2 separate regions of the Homo sapiens genome follow, and region 2 is linked to region 1. A link is an interaction called in ENCODE POLR2A ChIA-PET data of the cell type or tissue named here. Cell type or tissue: Panc1. All regions are shown on one strand. Each heading gives the region's core, and the rest is flanking DNA. Links, peaks and the distances in the headings are about the cores only.

Evidence for each region. ChIA-PET counts read pairs that join two places held together with the same protein. Peaks named below come from ENCODE experiments on the same cell type or tissue, not always from the same donor. Only the 100,000 strongest peaks of a DNase experiment are listed, where the experiment ranks them.
Region 2: POLR2A ChIA-PET joins it to region 1 with 11 read pairs; 2 of 35 experiments call an interaction of 5 or more read pairs at or near these places.

Annotation. Positions count from the first base shown.
Region 1 is chr11:125,879,678-125,882,596 of GRCh38, reverse strand. LINC03136 (long intergenic non-protein coding RNA 3136) reads left to right here. Exons shown (of 2, transcript XR_007062935.1): 1 at 1-2,919. Among named protein-coding and RNA genes, the nearest start is that of LINC03136, 1.7 kb to the left of the region's middle. In Panc1, for the core only: no CTCF peak of the experiment used is centred there; no DNase peak of the experiment used is centred there.
Region 2 is chr11:125,649,389-125,652,307 of GRCh38, reverse strand. The region is part of intron 11 of CHEK1 (checkpoint kinase 1); the gene reads right to left. It also overlaps the pseudogene RNU2-35P. Among named protein-coding and RNA genes, the nearest start is that of CHEK1, 26 kb to the right of the region's middle. In Panc1, for the core only: no CTCF peak of the experiment used is centred there; no DNase peak of the experiment used is centred there.

The sequences.
Region 1 (2,919 bases), core at 296-2,795:
AAAGTTAGACCTACAGAACCCACTTATATGAAAAGGTTGGCCCTCTGTATACCCAGGTTTCATATCTCTCAAATACTGCATTTTCCATTGCCTTTTGTTGAAAAAAATTCACGTATAAGTGAACCTGTGAAGTTCAAACTTGTGTTGTTCAAGAGGCAACTGTATTATAAAATTACAGTTGTGTTCAATGCTAAGGAAAGGCAAATGGTTCAATGAGAACATTTAATAATAGGGAGATTTGGCATAGTGTCACTGAACCAAGAATTGAAGGATAAGTAGGTGAAAGGACGTGGAGGGAAGTGAAGAGGGTGAAAGGAGTTTGCTAGGTAGTGGGAAAAGCATACTCAAAGGTCTATAAGAATGGAAGAGTCAAGAAACAGAAAGACCAGCAAAGAAAATAATGGTAGAGATGAGACTGAGAGATAGGCAGGGGTCAAATCATGCAGGTCCTGTAGGCCAAGGCAAGAGATTTGATAAGAGCTATAGAAACTGAAGTGTTTTAAGCAGGGTTGGGGCATGGCTAATTAGTCAGATAAGGGCTACATATTCAGTTTTGCATTTGAAATTATCTGTTGGCAGCACTGAGGAGAATGGATTTGAAGAGGAGAAGATTGTATGTGAAGTCCAAGTGGGAGATAGTTGGATTATTCCAGGTGGAAGACTGTGGTGGTTTAGGCTAGGAGGATAATAGCCAGAGATTTCAAGAAGGGGATAGAGATAGTTAGTTGCTAGAACTCATGATGACTTGAAATGGATTGACTGGGGTTGGGATGTGAAAGAGAGGCAGGTCATGGATTATTCATAGGATTCCTGTTTGTGCAGCTGGATTCTGTTTTCTGAGATAGGGAATACAGGAAGAAAACTGTTTTGAGAGGCAGAGTTAGATTTTGGGCATGTAGAATTTGAGATACCCTGGGGACTTCCAGGTGGAGATAAAAGTAGGTAGAATATAAGCTCATATTATGGTATCATATTATCTAGGCACAAATTCTGCCTCCTCTACTCCCTGGTTTGTGATAAGGACAAGTTACTTAGCCTACTTTTAAGAAGTAAAAAAGAATGAGGACTGAGCATGGAGCTTAGATGAAACATATGGCCTGGAGATATGGATGTATGACTCATTTGCATATAGGTGGATGTAGTTTAAGTAAAGGGTAAGAATAAAGTCTTCCAGGGAGAAAGTGCAGAATGAAAGAAGGCAGCCTGTGTGATACCAAGTGTGTTCACTGCCTTCTCCTGAAACTCTCATTCGTGGAACTCTGAGAGTACCCTGTCCTGGCTCTCCTCCCACCTCTTTTCTGCCACTCAACTATTGCTGTACCCCAAGTATTGATCCTTTCCGTTTTTTTTTTTTTTTTTAAACCTTGGAGAGCTTAATGGTTTTGTTGCTTCCACTATCCATTTTATGTGGAGTAATTTCAAAATCTGTATTTCCAATCCTTACCTCTTTCCTGAGTTTCTAATATCTACCTTAGCTGTATTCTAGAATTTCTACATAGATGTCTTTTCATCTTCCCAAATGCAACATATCTGAATTTTTTTTTTTTTTTTTTGAGACAGAGTCTTGCTCTGTTGCCCAGGCTGGAGTGTAGTGGCGCAATCTCAGCTCACTGCAAACTCTGCCTCTTGGGTTCATGCCATTCTCCTGCCTCAGCCTCCCAAGTAGCTGGGACTGCAGGTGCCCGCCACCACGCCTGGCTAATTTTTTTGTGTTTTTAGTAGAGACGGGGTTTCACCATGTTATCCAGGATGGTCTCAATCTCCTGACCTCATGATCCGCCCGCCTCGGCCTCCCAAATATCTGAAATTTTTATTACTCATCTTTCCTCTCTGGATTCACCTTGCGATTCCCCTGTTTCTATCTGTGGTATTAATCACTCCCAACACTTAAGCATTTTTTACTCTTTCTCATCCCCATTTTTCTAACAAACATTACATTATTCAGCTTTATTTCTCTCCTTTCCATTTCCTTTTTGCTACTAATTACTAGTTCAGTCCTAATTATTTCATTCTTGGATTCTTTCAGTAACACATTTAATAATATGGGAGGACATGACTATCAAAAGATACGATTACAGCAAATTTAGCTTCAAGTTCAAATTGGCTTTTATTTGTGATTCCAGAATCAACACCTCATTTTATAAAATAGAATGAGTGTTCAGATGAAGTGAGCAGAGGAGTTTGGCTTCATAGGCAGAAAAGGGTAGAAGAAAGCAGAAATGGAACAAAAAGTAGATTGGTCGGTTCAAAATTTCTTTCCTTATAGTGTTAAAACAGGGAACATCCTCATCATGCTAGCTTAGGTAATCCGTACTCCTGATTGGCTGCTATGAATCTTCTGTTTTTGGAAAACTGGCCTGTTTCAGAGGTCAGTTTGATTATGTGGCACCTAATGTGAACGACTTCATTCTGGTTGGTTTGATCTCTTGGAACCTCGTGCAGGAAGCTAGTCCAAACAGTGGCCTCCCATACTTTGTTTACATGGCATAGTTCAGAATATAAGCTCATATTATGGTGTCATATTATCTAGGTACAAATTCTGCCTTCTCTACTCCCTAGTTTGTGATAAGGACAAGTTACTTAGCATCTCTTTGACTCAATTTTCTCACTTATAAAATGGGGATAATACACTTGAGCATGGGAGGTAGAGGCTGTAGTGAGCTATGATCACACCACTGCACTCTAGCCTGGACAACATCTCACCCAGGCTAGAAATCTCACCTTTGAAATCTCTTAAATGATAAGAGTGGCTTTTGAATGCTAGTGAGATGACTGGTTGCAGGATGGGGGCTGGTCACCAGAAAGACCGAGGCATGATGAGTGTTGGGACTTTCAGCCCCATCTCCCAGCCACCAGGGAGGGGAGAGAGGCTGCAGACTGAGTTGATCACCAATGACCAGTGTAATCAATCATGCCTAT
Region 2 (2,919 bases), core at 158-2,657, 230 kb after region 1:
TAGCTGAATGATGCAGAAAGAAAAGACTCAGCTAACAGACAGTGCCAAGACTCCAAATATGGGAGTAAGGATGTTTTAGACCACCAGCCACAGTAAAGACATCAAATGACTACAGCTGGATGAGTTAAGCCCGAGCGAGATCAGCAGATTTGCCCAAAAAACACAGCCCAAATTACAAAAGTTTTTGTAATAATTCTTACTTCAAGAAACTATGAAAACACACAACCATACCACGACTGTGCAGCACTGAAATAACCCACTATGTTCTGGGAAAATTAATACAAGATATTCAACTCAACACATCTGAATTAAGCTCTTAAACTTCAAAGACAAAGAAAATACTTCAAGAACTGAGAGAGAGTGAATCAAGGAGTGATGTCAGTGAAAATGGCAGAGAAAAGAACTCCAGAAGTCCATTACTCCACAAAAGCAATTTTAAAAACCTGCCAAAGCCTGTCAGAATCAACTTTTTCAGAACATTGTAAACTAGCTAAAAGCTTGCAGCAACTTATTCAAAACAAGTGAAACGCAGTAAGAACAGTGAGCTTTCTGGCATTTTAACTTACCCTGTTTATCCCCTGCTCCTCACTCAGTAGCAGCCTTGAAAATAACAGTTCATATTTAAGGCATAGGTCCAGGTGGGAGCAGAATAAACCTCATTTACAAACTATCTTAAGCCGATCTGACCCTCTAAAATGACCTGATCAAAAGGCTTGTCCTGGCCAGGCACAGTGGCTCATGCCTGTAATCCCAACACTTGGGGAGGCCGAGGTGGGTGGATCACCTGAGGTCAGGAGTTCAAGACCAGCCTGACCAACATGGTGAAACCCTGTCTGTACTAAAAATACAAAAATTAGTAGGGTGTGGTGGCAGGCGCCTGTAATCCCAGCTACTTGGGAGGCTGAGGCAGGAGAATCGCTTGAACCCGGGATGCAGAGGTTGCAGTGGGCTGAGATCACACCATTGCACTCCAGACTGGGCAACAGTGCGAGACTCCATCTCAAAAAAAAAAAAAAAAAAAGAGGCTTGTCTTTATTTCACCTTTGTAACTCTAACTCACCTTGTGCTAAAGCTACTCCTGAGTAGCGTTTGCTGAAAACACTTACAGGAAAATGCTTTAGTCTCTGTTGCCTGAAGCAATGAAAGCAACTGGTGCAAACAGACTACCCAAGAAGTTTGGAAGAAGAGGTTAGGGAGTGAGATGTTTCTGGGGAATAGGACTCTGAAAAGGTCCAACATATACCTGGGAATCTAAAAAGACACACCCATGACCAGGGCAGTACATATGCTTAGGAAAGAGCTGAGAAGGCCCCTAAGCTCTACATGTGCCCTAACTTTGCATTTTGCACAAGCAGATAGCGAAGGCTGAAGCAACGTTGTAAACTTCTTGGTTGAGTATTGCAGGTGTGCCCCAACACAAATACAGAACACTCTGCAGATTTTTTGTTTTTGGTATACAGAATTTAAGGAAATCTCTGTCCAATCATTAGCTGACCACTAAAACTAATGGGACAGAAATTGTACAGCCATGCATGACAAACAATACCAACTTTAAAAAATTATATAAGAAAAATCACTAGGGCCGGGCATGGTGCCTCACACCTGTAATCCCAGCCACCTGAGGTCAGGAGTTCGAGACCAGCCTGGCCAACATGATGAAACCCCATCTCTAATAAAAATACAAAAAGCCAGGCACAGTGGCAGGTGCCTGTAGTCCCAGATACTTGGAAGGCTGAGGCAGGAGACTCACTTGAAGCCAGGAGGTGGAGGCTGCAGTGAGCCAAGATCACGCCACTGCACTCCAGCCTGGGCAACAAGAGCAAAGCTCCGTCTCAAAAAAAAAAAAAAACAAACACCACTAAAAAAAACAAACAACTACATCAAGCGGTAACAAACACTGGCAAGAGGGGAAAATCTGACTTTCTAGAGTTGCCACATATTGCCACAATATGTCCAGTTTTCAACAAAAAATTACAAAGCATGTAAGGAAACAAAGTATGGCCCTTATAAAGGAAAAACAGCAACCAAAACTGTCCCTGAGAAACATAAAGAAAGAAGAATAAAGAAAAATGAACAGAGTCTAAGAACTGTGGCACATCAAGTATACCAACAATAAACATAATGAGTCCAAGAGGGAGAGGAGAGTTAGATATAAAAAAAAAAATCTGAAGAAATTGTGGCCAAAAACTTCCCAAGTGTGATTAAAAACATTAATTTACATATCCAAGAAGCTCAACGAACTCCGAACAGAATGAAAAAAGAAATCCACACCAAGATACACCATAGTCAAACTGTGGTCAACAGAGAAACATAAAAGCAGCAAGAGAGCAGCAACGTCTCACATAAAAGAGATCCTCAGTAAGATTAACAGCTGATTTCTCATCAGAAACCACAAAGGCTAGAAGGCAGTAGTGGCATAATCAAAGTGCTGAAAGACAAAAGCTAATAAGAATTCTATATCCAGCAAAACTACCTGTCCAAAAAGTGGAAGAGAAATTAAGGCACTTAAACTGATAGGAATAGATACTACACTTGATCTTAGCCAAAAGGCTAAGAAGCGATTTTTTTTTTTTTTTGAGACAGTCTTGCTCTGTCACCCAGGCTGGAGAGCAGTCATGCAATCAGATCACGACTCACTGCAGCCTTGATCTCCAATGGCTCAGACTATCCTCCCACCTAAAGCCTCCCCAATAGCTGGCATTACAGGTGCACACCACAACGCCCAACTAATTTTTAAAATATTTTTAGTAGAGATGGGGTTTCACCATGTTGGCCAGGCTGGTCTCAAACTCCTGGCCTCAAGTGATCTACCCACCTCAGCCTCCTAAAGTGCTGGAATTACAGGTGTCAGCCATGACACCTGGCTAAGGCACTTTAGATTCAAAGACACAAATAGGTTAAAAGGAAAAGGAAAAAAAA